Linked DNA regions of Mus musculus: region 2 is linked to region 1. The links are chromatin contacts, found by Hi-C or POLR2A ChIA-PET in ENCODE. All regions are on one chromosome and are shown on one strand. Each heading gives the region's core, a stretch centred on a gene start or an enhancer-like site at or near the end of the contact. The rest is flanking DNA. Distances are from core to core; before and after follow the strand shown. Region 1 holds the start of Rad17 (RAD17 checkpoint clamp loader component). Region 2 holds the start of Cdk7 (cyclin-dependent kinase 7).

Region 1 (6,777 bases), core at 1,524-4,023:
AATTAGACACCTTGCCGGGCGTGGTGGCCCATGCCTTTAATCACAGCACTCGGGAGGCAGAGGCAGGCGGATTTCTGAGTTCAAGGCCAGCCTGGTCTACAAAGTAAGTTCCAAGACAGCTTGAGCTATACAGAGAAACCCGGTCTTAAAAAAACAAACAAACAAAAAAACAAAACAAAAAAATTAGGCACCTCAAATACACTATTATCACTTATTGCGTTAATAAAAAGCTTAAAAAACATTCAATGGGCCGGGCATGGTGGCGCACGCCTTTAATCCCAGCACTGGGGAGGCAGAGGCAGGTGGATTTCTGAGTTCGAGGCCATCCTGGTCTACAGAGTGAGTTCCAGGACAGCCAGGGCTACACAGAGAAACCCTGTCTCGAAAAACCAAAACCAAACCAAACCAAAACCAAAACAAACAAACAAACAAAAAAACCAAACAAACCCCCACCCCCCAAAAAAACATTCAATGGGGCTGGAGAGATGGCTCAGCAGTTGAGAGCACCAACTGCTCTTCCAAAGGTCGTGAGTTCAAATCCCAGCAACCACATGGTGGCTCACAACCATCCTTAATAAGATCTGATGCCCTCTTCTGGGGTGTCTGAAGACAGCTACAGTGTACTTACATATAATAAATAAATCTTAAAAAAAAAAATTCAATGGAAAAAAAGTTTAGTATGAGCAATACCATTACTACCATTTCCCCTAACAGAAATACCTTCCCCAGAGGGAGCTACTTTAAACCAGTTTCTTACTTAACTTTCTATGTGTTTGTGTGTATCTAAGGGATACTTGGTGTGTATTTAAGTAAGTGTATACATACACACTGTATATATCCACACAGCATAGATACCCTTATAAATGACACTATACATAGTTTGCTTTTCTCCTTTTACAGCTAATACCCTCCACTTCCCCCTGTTTTTGTTTTTTTTCGAGACAGGGTTTCTCTGTGTAGCCCTGACTGTCCTGGAACTCACTCTGTAGACCAGGCTGGCCTCGAACTCAGAAATCCGCCTGCCTCTGCCTCCCAAGTGCTGGGATTAAAGGCTTGTGCCACCACTGCCCTGCTTATAGCTAATACCCTTAAGACAATCAAATGCATAATGTTCAAACTTATGTCAACTTGAACATTGTAAGAAATCCTGAAAAATCATGTCTCTATAGTCAAAAAAAATATACTTCCACTGTAAGAACACATCAATCCCAACTCTTACTCAGCGCTCGTGAACCCTTTCTGTATTCAACACTCCCATTCAGATCTACAGAGTTCTTATGATGTAACTCTTGTCCGTCCCTCCCCACTGCTTTCCCCCCTCCCGCCAACCGGCACGGTTCTAGGTTGGCCTTTGACTTCTCATCCTCCCTAGTATTGGAATAACAGACATATGCCACCCCATCTAGTCTATGTTGTTCTGGGGACCTGATTCCAGGGCTTCCTGCCTACTAGTGAGTAGTCTACCAACTGATCTACAGCATTCTCTGCAGCCTACTGGCTTCAGAATCTGAAAGCCCCAAGAAACTGTCTGGCCATGCAAATCAGATATTGTAAAATGTTCCTAAGGAATCTCAAAGCTAAAGCCTGCAGAGCTAAGACAGACAACAACCTCACCTGATTCGTTACCTGACAAAACAGCAGCTGAACTTTTTTCAGTAAAGTGATGGCATCTTTATCTATATCCATCCCATCTTTGTACAACTGGCCTATGACGCTACTAAACGCTACAACTTAACCTTTCTTATTAAAGCTCCGAAACGTCCCACCCACGATCAGCTCCAGATCACCACAAACGCTCAGAAACCTTAACACTGAAACAACAACAAAGCCCGTGGCGCGAACCGAACAAAGTAACAGTTCATTAGTCACGTCTCTTCACAAGCATCCCAAAAATCATCTACAGAAACCTTTCGGGAAGTGTTTCTCAAAAGCAAAGGGGTATCTAAAAATAAAAAATAAAATAAGAAGGTGACGACCAAGAAGGCCCAAAGACTGGGGTACCCACCATCACCACATCTCCTAACGGCTAAAAACTGCCTCACCGCACCTCGATTTTTAAAAACCCCAAGCCCGACCGCGACAAAGGCTCAGCAGCCCGTTCTCCAGGCAAAGATACCAGATTGACAAAGGCCAAGCGTCCGGCGGAGCGACGGGGCAGCGGGAGAGCAGGAGCCGGCCTGCCGCTCTCCCTCTCCTCGGCGCGGCGTCTGACCAACCGAACCGCCGCCTCCGCCGCTTCCCCCGCCCCCCACCCCAACGGTCGCGAGCGCCGGGTCCTGACGCGCCAGCCGACACGGCACGCCGCGCGGCCTGCGGAGCGCCCCCGGGACCTCACAGCCCTCGGCAAACCCCGGCCCGGCCCGACCCGACCCCGTTGCGCGCCCTAACCGGTGAGCAGGATATTCGGAAGCTTCATAGTCCTCCTTCCCCTGCAGCCAAAGCCTCCGCTCACGCGCCCGCCCCGACGCGCTTGCCAGGGAGGAACCGGAAAGGGCGGGCGTGCGTGCGGAGGGGCGGTCTCGTGCGCCTGTACGCGGCTAGGTTCCCTCGAGGCCCTCCGCCGGGCTCGCACGCACTCAGACCCTACCTCGGCACGCACCAGGAACTCCGCTGGCCTCGGGTCCTACGCTTCCATCTAATGGTGGGAAGCCGGGCCCCGAGACCCGCCTGCGTTTCGGGTCAGGCAGTGCGCTGGACGCCTACGTCCCTTGCTCGCTTGCCGGCCCCTCCCCTCTGGCTGCGTCGCGGAAGCGCCGTCCGTGAGGAAGGTCCCCAGGAGGCGGGCCCTCCAACAGCCTGCGGCTGAGCCGGGAGGGCTGGGTGGCGAAGTACAGCCCCGGTTCTCCGCTTTTTTCCGCCCGCGAGGGGACGCAGCTCCCGGAAAGTAAGGACGCCGCGGCTTCCGCTTGATTTATTAATATCCCAGAGGCGTGAGGTCAGCTGTGTCTTCACGCATACCTGGGCTGTGTCCTTCCCGGCCCGCCCTCCAGTCTGGACTGGTGTAGGATGTAGGTGAGGAGCCCTGGCCTGGAGCCATGGTGCGAGGTGTCAGCTCCGCTCACTGGTGATTGCAGAAACACCTAAGGACTGACGTGTGAGCTTTGTGTCCCTGTCCCCTGTGCAGTGTGTGAGGTGGAGGTGGATAGGCTAGGGGTAGTGTTGAAGTTCTCGTTATCTCCGGCGCGTTTCCCGAGCCTGATATCATCAGAGACGGTTGTTTGTTTATCGAAGGAGGTGACTGTCAGTCTTGTTTTCAAAGAGCCCTGATCATTGAGCATCTTTCATTTCGACAACTATAATTTCTTAAGCAGACGTTTTTGTGTCCCTTTGAAAGGTCAGGCCATAATCCTAAATTAGATAGGAGAAGATGATTTGTTTTATTGGGTGCCAAAGTTTTCAGCGTGTGGGCTTGTGTGTACCTACAACTCTAAAATAGATGGGTGCACCTTCCAATATATACATTTATCCAAAGTGACTAATGAGTCTCATTTCATTTTTTCCCCCTTAAATTGTAAATCCACAGTACTTGGTAGCATGACATGAAATACAATTTTCAGCATAAAAATAAAAATGTTTATATGGGATTAGTTTTTCTTTATAATAAAAGGTAAGTGCACAAATATATGGTTTTTCTGTTTCATTCATCGTTGAGTTTTTTTTTTTAAGATTTATTTATTTATTATATGTAAGTACACTGTAGCTGTCTTTAGACACTCCAGAAGAGGGTGTCAGATCTTGTTACAGATGGTTGTGAGCCACCATGTGGTTGCTGGGATTTGAACTCAGAACCTTCGGAAGAGCAGTCAGTGAGTGTTCTTAACCGCTGAGCCATCTCTCCAGCCCCATCATTGAGTTTTTATGAACAGCTTTTATTTATATTATACCATCATAGATAGATTATCTGATTAAATTGTAATCATTTAAAATTTACTTTAAGATTTTAACATCTTTATTTGAGCCCTTATTTCTTGGTTGATTATGTATTTTGGTATTAATCCTGTATTTACAGTTTTTTTTTAAATAATTTGAGCTGTTTTTCTTTTTTCCCCAAGGTGAATTATACTTCAACATACTCTAAATTGTATGCTACTGATGGGAACTGTTAAAGTTTATAATGTCAGAAACTTTCCTTAGACCAAAGGTGTCTTCCACAAAGGTATGATATACATAAAATGGTCATGTGGTGATTGCCTAAAGAAAATGAGAAAAGTTTGTTTGTTCTCAGTGCTTTATGCCTGTCAAAGTAGTGATAGTCCAGTGTCTGTTACAATCAGTGATCTGAAGTCTGGTAAGCTGCAAAACAACTATAACCATAATTATGAAAAGCCTCCTTTTTTTCTTTTCTTTAATTTTCTTTTCTTCTCTCTTTTACTTTTTCAAAACAGTTTCTTTTTGTAGACTTGGATATCTTGGAACTCAATTTTAGATCTGGCTGGCCTCTGTCTTCTGAGTGCTGGGATTAAGGGCTTGAACCACTACGCCCAGTTTTGAAAAAGCATTTGTAATTCCAGTTACTCTTAAGAGATACATATGTGGTTGTTGGCTAGCTTAACCACAGGCTCTACCTGATGTTCAGTCAGTGTGTCCTTTTTCAGCAAGATAGGAATTGTGAGGAAGTGTAGACTCATGCAAGAGAACTGGGAGCCGTTTCCCTAAGGGAACTCTAATTTTTTTTCTGATTTCTTTTTTTTTTTTTTTTAAAGATTTATTTATTTATTATATGTAAGTACACTGTAGCTGTCTTCAGATACCCCAGAAGAGGGCATCAGAGCTTGTTACAGATGGTTGTGAGCCACCATGTGGTTGCTGGGATTTGAACTCCGGACCTCTGGAAGAGCAGTCGGGTGCTCTAACCCACTGAGCCATCTCACCAGCCCTTTTTTTCTGATTTCAAGTAAATTATATAACTTTGCTGTTTTTCTTTCTCACGGTAGATGGAAGTAAGAAATAAAAGTACAACGTGTATAAATAACATACAAATCAATATTGTCTTCAGAAGGTTTAGTATAAAACTATTTTCATGCACTTTTAAATATAGCAGGAAGAAAATGATTATAGTATCATTGTCAATCCTTTGACATAGAAGAAATGAGTCAGGTGGCTATGACAACATTTTTTTCTTTCTGTACATCTTCTTTCTTCTACTTCTGATAATATTTTTGACCCTTTGACCAAAGGGTGACGTGTGGATTAGATTGATAAAATAGTTATCAGTCCACATTTCTTCCCATAAGCCTTATTCTCAATTTCAGTTTTGGAGTCTGTCTGTGAGAGGAATATTATCTAACAAGGAGTTCACAACTATAAGTTCCCTCCTTTTCTGATCTCCCTCCTCTTCCATCTCAGACATCGAGACTGAAGCCAGGGCGTAGCGACGTCAGATGAGCATTCTATTGCTAAACCATGTTGCTAACGGAAGCAGAGGATCCTTTAAGAGAGTGTATTCTTGTTTCCCCATTAGTTAGGCAGGAAATTTCGAAAACCACGTGATATGTTAGATTTTTCTAACGTAATAGAGTATTAAAATCCACTCTTAGGGTGCTGGAGAGATTGCTCAGCAGTTAAGAGCTCTTCCAGAGGACCAAGGTTCAATTCCTAGACCCACATGGCAACTTATAACTGTAAGTCCAGTTCCAGTGGGTCTGACACATCTCGTGCAGATATACATTGCAGGCGAAACACAGTGCACATTAAAAAAAATCCATTTTTAAACTTTTGTTTGTTTGATTTTAAGTTTTTGAGTCAGGTTCTCATGTGGGCCAGTGTATTTTCAAACCTGCTGCTCTCCTCTCAAATGCTGGAGTTAGAAGTTAGTGCTGCCATGCCTAGACATTTAGAAAATTTCATTATCTTAAAACCTTTTTAGTACTGTTATTTTAGGTTAAAATTGCTTGATTTGACATTTTTATATGCATTTATGAAGGTTTTTATTTTTATTTATTCATTTTGTTTTTTTTTTTTTTTTTGAGACAGGGTTTCTCTGTAGCCCTAGCTCTTCTAGTACTTGCTTTGTAGACCAGGCTGGCCTTGAACTCGGATTTACCCCTGCCTCTCCTTCCCAGATACTGGGGTGTACTACCACCACCTGGCTTTTACAAAGGTTTTTTTAAAGAAAAGGAAGTAATAGAGGGAGATGTGGTGAGGTTAGCAGTTTCTATTGGACTAGAACACATGGACTTTCCTGTTCTGGTGATTCCAATATTCTTTCCCTAGATAGTTCCATGAAAAAAAATCACCTTCCCCAGAAAGCCTGTCTCACTTATTAAAGTGTTGGTTGCTTCATACACTGCAAAAAAAAAAAATACAATGCAGTCATAATCACCAGGTTTAGCATCATGATTTTTCACCTTTATCTTTATAAAGTCTTAAGATAAACATGGGGTTGTGGTGGCACGTACCTTTCATGGGAGGCCGAGGCAGGATCACTGAGTTTGAGGCTAGACTGGTCTACAGAGTGAGTTCTAGGACAGCCAGGGCTACACAGAGAACCCTGTCTCAAAAAAGTAAATATGTGGGGGCTGGAGAGATGGCTCAGTGGTTAAGAGCCCTGACTCTTCTTCCTAGGTCCTGAGTTCAATTCCTAGCAACCACATGATGGCTCACAGTCATCTGTAATGGGATCTGATGCCCTCTTCTAGTGTGTCTGAAGACAGTGACAGTGTACTCATATATATAAAATAAATAAAATCTTTTAAAAACTTTTTTTCCATGTGGTTTCTGGGATTTGAACTCAGGACCTTCAGAAGAGCAATCAGTGCTCTTAACCACTGAGCCACC
Region 2 (7,367 bases), core at 2,284-4,783, 80 kb before region 1:
AGTGACTGAATATTGGTTGGCTAGCATTCAAAAGCAGGTCACTACTAGATTATACTAGCATCTTTTTTTTCTTTTACGATTTATTTATTTTATGCATATCAGTATTCTATCTGTAAGTATACCTGTGTGCCAGAGGAGGGCATCAGATCCCTTTATAGATGGTTGTGAGCCACCATGTGGTTGCTGAGAATTGAACTGAGGATCTCTGGAAGAACCAGGCAAGGCTTTTAACTGCTGAGCCATCTCTCCACCCTATCCTAGCATCTTACTAGCATCTTTTTTTTTTTTTTAATAATTTTTTTAAAGATTTATTTATTTATTATACGTAAGTACACTGTAGCTGTCTTCAGACACTCCAGAAGAGGGAGTCAGATCTTGTTACAGATGGTTGTGAGCCACCATGTGGTTGCTGGGATTTGAACTCCGGACCTTTGGAAGAGCAGCCGGGTGCTCTTACCCACTGAGCCATCTCACCAGCCCCCTTACTAGCATCTTAATAATTAGACCTTGTATTCTGTTGCTATCTCCAACATATCACTTAAGATTTCTATTTTTAGAAATATCAGTTGCAAAGAAAGAAAAATAGCCATATTGACAGCTACTCCAACTCAGAACTTTGGAGTCAGCCTGTTAGTGGATTTTTATGTGCTAGGGGTCAAAATTGGTAACAATCTGGTGAAGCCATCTGTTTTACCACAATATCAACAGGCCTTGCTTTTCCTTGCCCTTCTATCTATAGTGTGGTCTCTTAGCAGCCAAAGGAAACCTTTTAAAATATTATCTGGGGCCAGAGAGATGAAACTATTACCATCAAGCCTGAAGACCTGACTTAAAATGTCACTGTGGTACCTCCACCATAATCACAATAAATATAATAAAACTTTAATCTGATTCTATTTTTAATGTTTAGTGGACGTCCAGTGGTATCTTTCTTGCACTGGCCTATTTAAAACTGCAAAACACCGTCTTCGTCTCAGTCCCTCTTAGAGTTACCATCATGCCTCATGTTTAACTTTTTTCTGAGACAGGATCTCACTATGTAGACTTAGATGGTCTGGACCTATATTTTTATCTTACACTACAGTGGGATATTTTGTTAAAAGGTATTTTTAGATCTACAATAATGTTTGACATATAGGAATCAATACATATTTGTTAAAAAATTTTTAGTTATTTTGAGACAAGGTCTTTCTTTGTATTCCTGACTGGCCTGAAGTTTACTGAATAAATCAGGCTGGCCTCAAGCTCACAGAGATTTGCCTGCCTGTGCCTCACTAGTGCTGGGACTAAAGGCATGTTTGCATCTTAAATGAGGTGGGTTTTTTTTTTTTTTTTTAAGATTTAGTATAAGTAAGTACACTGTAGCTGTCTTCAGATGCACCAGAAGAGAGTGTCAGATCTCATTATGGTGGTTGTGAACCACCATGTGGTTGCTGGGATTTGAACTCGGGACCTTCTGAAGAGCTGTCAGTGCTCTTACCCGCTGAGCCATTTCACCAGCCCAGCACTGTGGAGTCTAACTACATGTTTATTGTAGCATGTAGGATTCTGATTATAACCTGGTTAGTTATGTAGTTGTAGAATTTTGTGATTTATGAATTGAGTATTAATCAACCCAGGATTATAGAAAAAACTCCCAATGACCAATAACAGATTGTGTGTGTGTGTGTGTGTGTGTGTGTGTGTGTGTGTGTGTGTGTGTGACTGTAGGCCAGGCTTTCCTGGAAATTGCAAGGTTCCTGCCTGTGTTTCCAGTGCTGAAGTGCACTGCCATGCCTGGCAGGACAGGGATGTGTAGGGATGGAACAAGAACAGGAAACAGTAGAGGGAGAATCCGATTGCTTAATTACGCTTACTTTACTTTTTCATATGGGTTAAAGTACTTCTTTATGTTACCTAAAACTGGCCAGCTTGGGAGAACTGGCTGCTAGTTCCTTGGAAAGTCAGATTAGTTTCTGTCTAATGCAAAACTTCATTATGCCCCCAATTTTGGTTTGATATGGTGAACCTTGCATGGATCTCTTAAATTTTATTAACAAAAGTATTAAGGGGCTTGGAGATCAGGAGTCCTCTATTTGCACGTATGCCTGCATGACAGGACACTAGATCTTATAAGCCACCATATGGTTGCTGGGAATTAAACTCAGGACCTTTGGAATATGCAGTCAGTGCTCTTATATGTTGAGCCATCTCTCTAGCCCTTGGATCAACTCTTTTTTTTGGTTTTTCAAGACAGGGTTTCTCTGTGTAACCCTGGCTGTCCTGGAACTCACTCTGTAGACCAGGCTGGCCTGGAACTCAGAAATCAGCCTGCCTATGCCTCCCAGTCCACTGCCCAGCCGAAGATCAATTCTTTTTTTTTTTTTCCTTTTTTTTTTTTAAAAGATTTATTTATTGATTATATGTAAGTACACTGTAGCTGTCTTCAGACACTCCAGAAGAGGGAGTCAGATCTCATTACGGATGGTTGTGAGCCACCATGTGGTTGCTGGGATTTGAACTCTGGACCTTCGGAAGAGCAGTCGGGCGCTCTTACCCACTGAGCCATCTCACCAGCCCGAAGATCAATTCTTAAATCCACCAGGGAATTGAGGCCTCAACAAAACCACCCTCTACCCTGCAAACTGGAAACAAAGATATGACTCAAAAGGAAACCATTGCTGGAGCCAGTAATTGACAGCTAGGCTTAAAGTGAAATCATTAATTACATAGCAAACACTGTTACTATGTGTAAAGGCTCTGTATGTTTTTCTTTTTCTTTTTTAAGATTTATTTTTTATTATAACTAGTTACACTGTAACTGTCTTCAGATGCACCAGAAGAGGGCGTCAAATCTCATTCCAGGTGTTTGTGAGCCACCATGTGGTTGCTGGGATTTGAACTCAGGACCTTCCAAAGAGCAGTCAGTGCTTTTATCTGCTGAGCCATCTCACCAGCCCCTGTATGTTTTTCTTAAATCATTAGTTTCAAATTTTTATAAGACCAAAGGCTCATTCTATAGCATTCAGTAGGACTTGGTTTTGATTTCCTGGGCCTGTTTCTTCATAAATCAGCCTTTAAGAACTTGAGGGTGGGACGGGGAGGGGTACCCGATTGGAGGAAGTGGGGCAGAGATCAGGATGTAAAGAGAATAAGTCAATAAATTAGTGGGGGGGGGGGGGAGGAAAAAAACATGCACAAAAAGAAAAACAAAACAAAACAAATGGAGGGGTTTGGTGTCCATAGAGACTCAGGCGACACAGTAACGCAAAGCAAGACAGCTGCAAGGGCAAGCCCTTACACTTCTGCTACATTCCGAACTTAGAAATACCACGTCAGAACCCTGGCCTATCATCTTTGGAAGCAAAAAAAAAATCCACGTTAAAGACAAAATCCAGTAACAAATGGACACTGACTGCAGTCTAGGACAGCACAGCTTCCGGGTACTGTGTGCACGTGGCAGCGGGGAAGGGCAGGGTTCGCGGCCCAACTCAGCTTCCGTAGGACTGGCCCCGCCCACAGCGGAAGTATGGGCGGGACCCGTAGGTCGTGTGCGTCCAGCGACCGGAAGTAGCTGTTGGGCAGCTTTCGGACGCTTTAAATTCCTGCGGGGTGGAGGGCTTAGCTTGGGTGCCCGGGTCTGGTTTCTCACTCGCATGGCTGTGGACGTGAAGTCTCGAGCGAAGCGCTATGAGAAACTGGACTTCCTCGGAGAGGGACAGGTGAGGCCTGGGGCTGAGTTCTCGCGCAGGCAGGCACAGCCTGGCCACCGCCGGCTGCTCGGTCCCCTTGTCACCATCCCTGAATTGCTTCTTCCCTGCTGAAGAAGAGGCCTCCAGACCACGTAGCAGGCCGTGGCCAGTCCCCTCCAGAATCAGGGCTTCTTTGTTCTTAAAAGGGGGAGGTGGGGAAGGGCCAAAAACCAACCAGCAGGTAAAGAAAGACCTCTTACGACTTTGTTACTGTTCCCCTTTCTAGTTTGCGACGGTCTATAAGGCCAGGGACAAGAACACCAACCAAATCGTCGCCATTAAGAAAGTGAGTTGCCTTTTTATGTTGTTTCCTCTCCAGTCTTTGCGTCTTGCTTGCCACGTAGCCCTTGCTGGCACGGACCTCGCTATTTAGAACTTGCTGCGAGCCTTAACCCTTCTGCTTTGTGTTTGGGGGTTTGGGGGGTTTGCAGGTTTGCAGGCGTACTCCACCACGCCAGGCAACTCTTAGAGAGTAAATGCCCGTGCATTAACAGTTGATGGATGGCTGTCTGTGAGATAGTCTTGCTATGGAGTCCAGATTGGTCTCCCAACTCGTGGAAATCCTTCTGCCTCTGCCTCCCGAGTGCCGGGCATTACAGACATGGGCTACCTTCGGCTTCATCTTACTGCTCACAGTCACACTGATTGAAGGAGTTACAAGAACTCTATAGACAGTAGTATTTATTAGTATCCTGTGTTTCAAGATGGAACTCGGGCTGAAACAGTTTTTGTTCAAGTTAAAACGTTTCATCCCCTAAAAGTTGGTTGTTGGCTATGGAGGCAAGGACAGCGTCTCTTCAGTCCTTTTGGATGGCATGGTCTTTCCATGTCAAAGGTTGTTAAAGGTGTGTTATCTATACACGAAGGTTTTCATTGGCATCAGCAATACTGATAATAGTGTAATTTCTAGAAAGATTTAAGTATTCTTAAAACTTAAATTCATTAACAACACCCTGATATAATTTCCTGTGTGCCAAACACTTTTGACTATTTTTTTTTTCTTCCCCCACTTAACCTCCAAATAGTCCGTGAAATAGGTAAAGTGTCTTTGCCTCCCCTTTGAGGTACCTGAGGCTAGTTAGATGACTTGAGGGTCGCACAGCTAGGAATGTGGAGGCATTAGAACAGAGCAGTTGGTTGAGCTTCGTTCCTCTGCTGACATCTATAGCCAGCTCATGGTGACTCTGCGACTCCGAATAGAACTCAGGGCCTGTTGTGGTTGAGCTCTGTATTTCTGTGCTTCTTTGAATCTGTTGTTTCCTTTGTAATCTCACAATTCCTTTGAAGTATGGAGAATTACACTCGCATCTGGCAGCCTCCCCTTTTCATTCATTTAGTATTTGGCTTGCTGTCTTTTCAGTGATTCTGTTACTATCATTGTTTTATTTTAAGACATTATTTTTGTATTAATATTTTCAGGTGGGGGCGCTTGTGTGCCACAGGGCATATGCAGGATCCAGGACAACTGCAGAGAGAGCCTCTCTCTATGCCTTGTAGGTTCCAGGGACTGAGACCTTGCTTGGTAGCAAGTGCCTTGGCTGGGCGTGGTGGCCTATTTCTGTAAGCCCAGCGACTCCAAAGGCTGAAGCAAGAGAATCAAATGGTAGCATTTTCCAGAACTGGGGAGGTAGAGATAGATAGACAAATCCCAGAGGCTGCCTCCATGTAGCATTTCCTACGTGGTAGATGCCCGTGAGAGACACTTTCTCACAGAAACAAGGTGGACAGTGTCTGAGGAAAAACATCTGAGTTGGCCTCTAACCTGCATGTGCACACACACAAACATACATACCTACACCTACATTTGTGCACCCTTAAAGACATATATACATAAAGTTCAGGACCTTCTTGAGCTAAAGAGTAAGTTTCAAGGCTAGCACAGGCAATTTAGTAAGACCCCACCCCGTCTCAAAATAGAAAGTAAAAGGCTGGAGAGATGGCTCAGCTGCTTGTTCTTCCAGAGGATCATTGTTCAATTCCCAGCAACCACATGGTGGCTCACAACCATCTGTAATGAGATCCAGTGCCCTCTCCTGGTGTCTGAAGACAGCTACAGAAAACAAACAAACAAACAAAAATGTCGGGCACTGGTGGCACACACCTTTAATCCCAGCACTTGGGAGGCAGAAGCAGGCGGATTTCTGAGTTCGAGGCCAGCCTGGTCTACAGAGTGAGTTCCAGGACAGCCAGGGCTGCACAGAGAAACCCTGTCTCAAAATAAATAAATAAATAAATAAATAAATAAAACAAGACAAAAAAAACAAACAAACAAGGCCTAGGCTTAGTGGTGGAGCCTTTGCCTAGCACATGTGAAGCCTGCTGTTGTGGAAAACAAGCACCAGAATTATATCCAAACACCAGAAGAAACGACAAAACACCAGGCAGTTTCCTTTTTCTTGAGACAGGAACTCTGTAGCCCAGGCAAACTCCTATCAGTTCCAGCCTCTCAACGATGGTATTCCTGGTGTGAGCCGCTCCCATCCTCCCCTCTTCTCTCTGCTGCTGTCTTTGTTATCACCAGGTCTACTTCTGGCTCACCATCCCAGCCACGCTCACCTTTCTATTCCTAGAACGTGTTAGATTTGTTCTAGTCCCAGGATTGTTGTATTTTCTCTTTCTTCTGGTTGCCCTGTTTTGTCTCCAGAACTTGGTGTAGTTGAATTCTATTTCACTCAGATGCCTCTCCACCTAGAGGGGCCTTTTAAATACACCAAAACAAGTGTTGCCCACTGCTTCCCTGTTCTTTGCAGCTCTTTACTCTATATCATCTTCATGCCACTGCCAGGCTCTGACATCCTTCCGTCTGAGTGCACTGTCCACAAGAGTCTACTAACATTCCTGGGGCTGTGATGGCCACATCTGTAGGCATGTGTTTATTATGTGTGTGGGTGTTTGCCAGCATGTCTGTCTGTACAGCTATGTATAGAAGCCAAAAGAATGTTTTATTCCCTGGGGCAGGTGTTACAGATGGTTGTGAGCTCTTATATGGTCACTGAGAATCAAACCTAGATCCTCTGGAAGAGCAGTCAGTGTGCTCTTCACCATTGAGTCAGGTGTGTCCTGACTTAGCTGGATACAGTGGAGTATATTCTCAGAGACAGGTAGGAGGGTCATCTGAGTCTAGAAGTTGAGAAAAAACATACTACACTGGTATCTGAATCAAAGAAAACCTTGAGTTGACTAATAAAATCTTTTCATATGGTTGACATATTGGGTTTTGTAATTGTAGATACAAGTGGGTTTTCTTGCTTGCTTTTAACATTAGGATTAAGAATTCGCCTGGCAGTGGTGGCGCACACCTTTGATCCCAGCACTTGGGAGGCAGAGGCAGGTGGATTTCTGAGTTCAAGGCCAGCCTTGTCTACAGATTGAGTTCCAGGACAGCCAGAGCTACACAGAGAAACCCTGTCTCGAAAAACAAAAAAATAAAACCAAAAAAAAATTATTAAGCAAAAGCTTTTAATATGCTATATTTTCTTTTGTTTTGGCTTTTCAATTTCTTTAACTGAACTTTATGTCCAGGACATTTGGAGTGGCTGGTTTGTGGGACTTCTGTTTCCCAACTTAGACATCACTTATACTTTGTTCTGTGAACATTTGAGGATTTGGTGCTGTGAACCTTCTGTTTCCAACATT

Evidence for each region. A loop is a pair of places that touch in the nucleus more often than their neighbours do. ChIA-PET counts read pairs that join two places held with the same protein, here RNA polymerase II (POLR2A).
Region 2: a loop to region 1 is called in a map of left cerebral cortex, with 4 times the contacts of the local background. The contact joins the promoter of Cdk7 here to the promoter of Rad17 in region 1. A Hi-C loop is called at or near these places in 8 of 37 maps with a recorded cell type or tissue (gastrocnemius, heart and left cerebral cortex). POLR2A ChIA-PET finds 5 or more read pairs at or near these places in 4 of 5 experiments (Patski and embryonic stem cell).

What each region holds. Positions count from the first base shown.
Region 1 is chr13:100,647,057-100,653,833 of GRCm38, reverse strand. Rad17 (RAD17 checkpoint clamp loader component) reads left to right here and starts at 2,773. Exons shown (of 17, transcript NM_001044371.2): 1 at 2,773-2,884; 2 at 4,053-4,156. The coding sequence starts at 4,115. It overlaps Ak6 (adenylate kinase 6), which reads right to left and starts at 2,491. Exons shown (of 5, transcript NM_027592.3): 1 at 2,389-2,491. The coding sequence starts at 2,416. It overlaps Taf9 (TATA-box binding protein associated factor 9), which reads right to left and starts at 2,491. Exons shown (of 3, transcript NM_027139.5): 1 at 2,389-2,491.
Region 2 is chr13:100,727,108-100,734,474 of GRCm38, reverse strand. Cdk7 (cyclin-dependent kinase 7) reads left to right here and starts at 3,533. Exons shown (of 12, transcript NM_009874.3): 1 at 3,533-3,701; 2 at 3,958-4,017. The coding sequence starts at 3,636.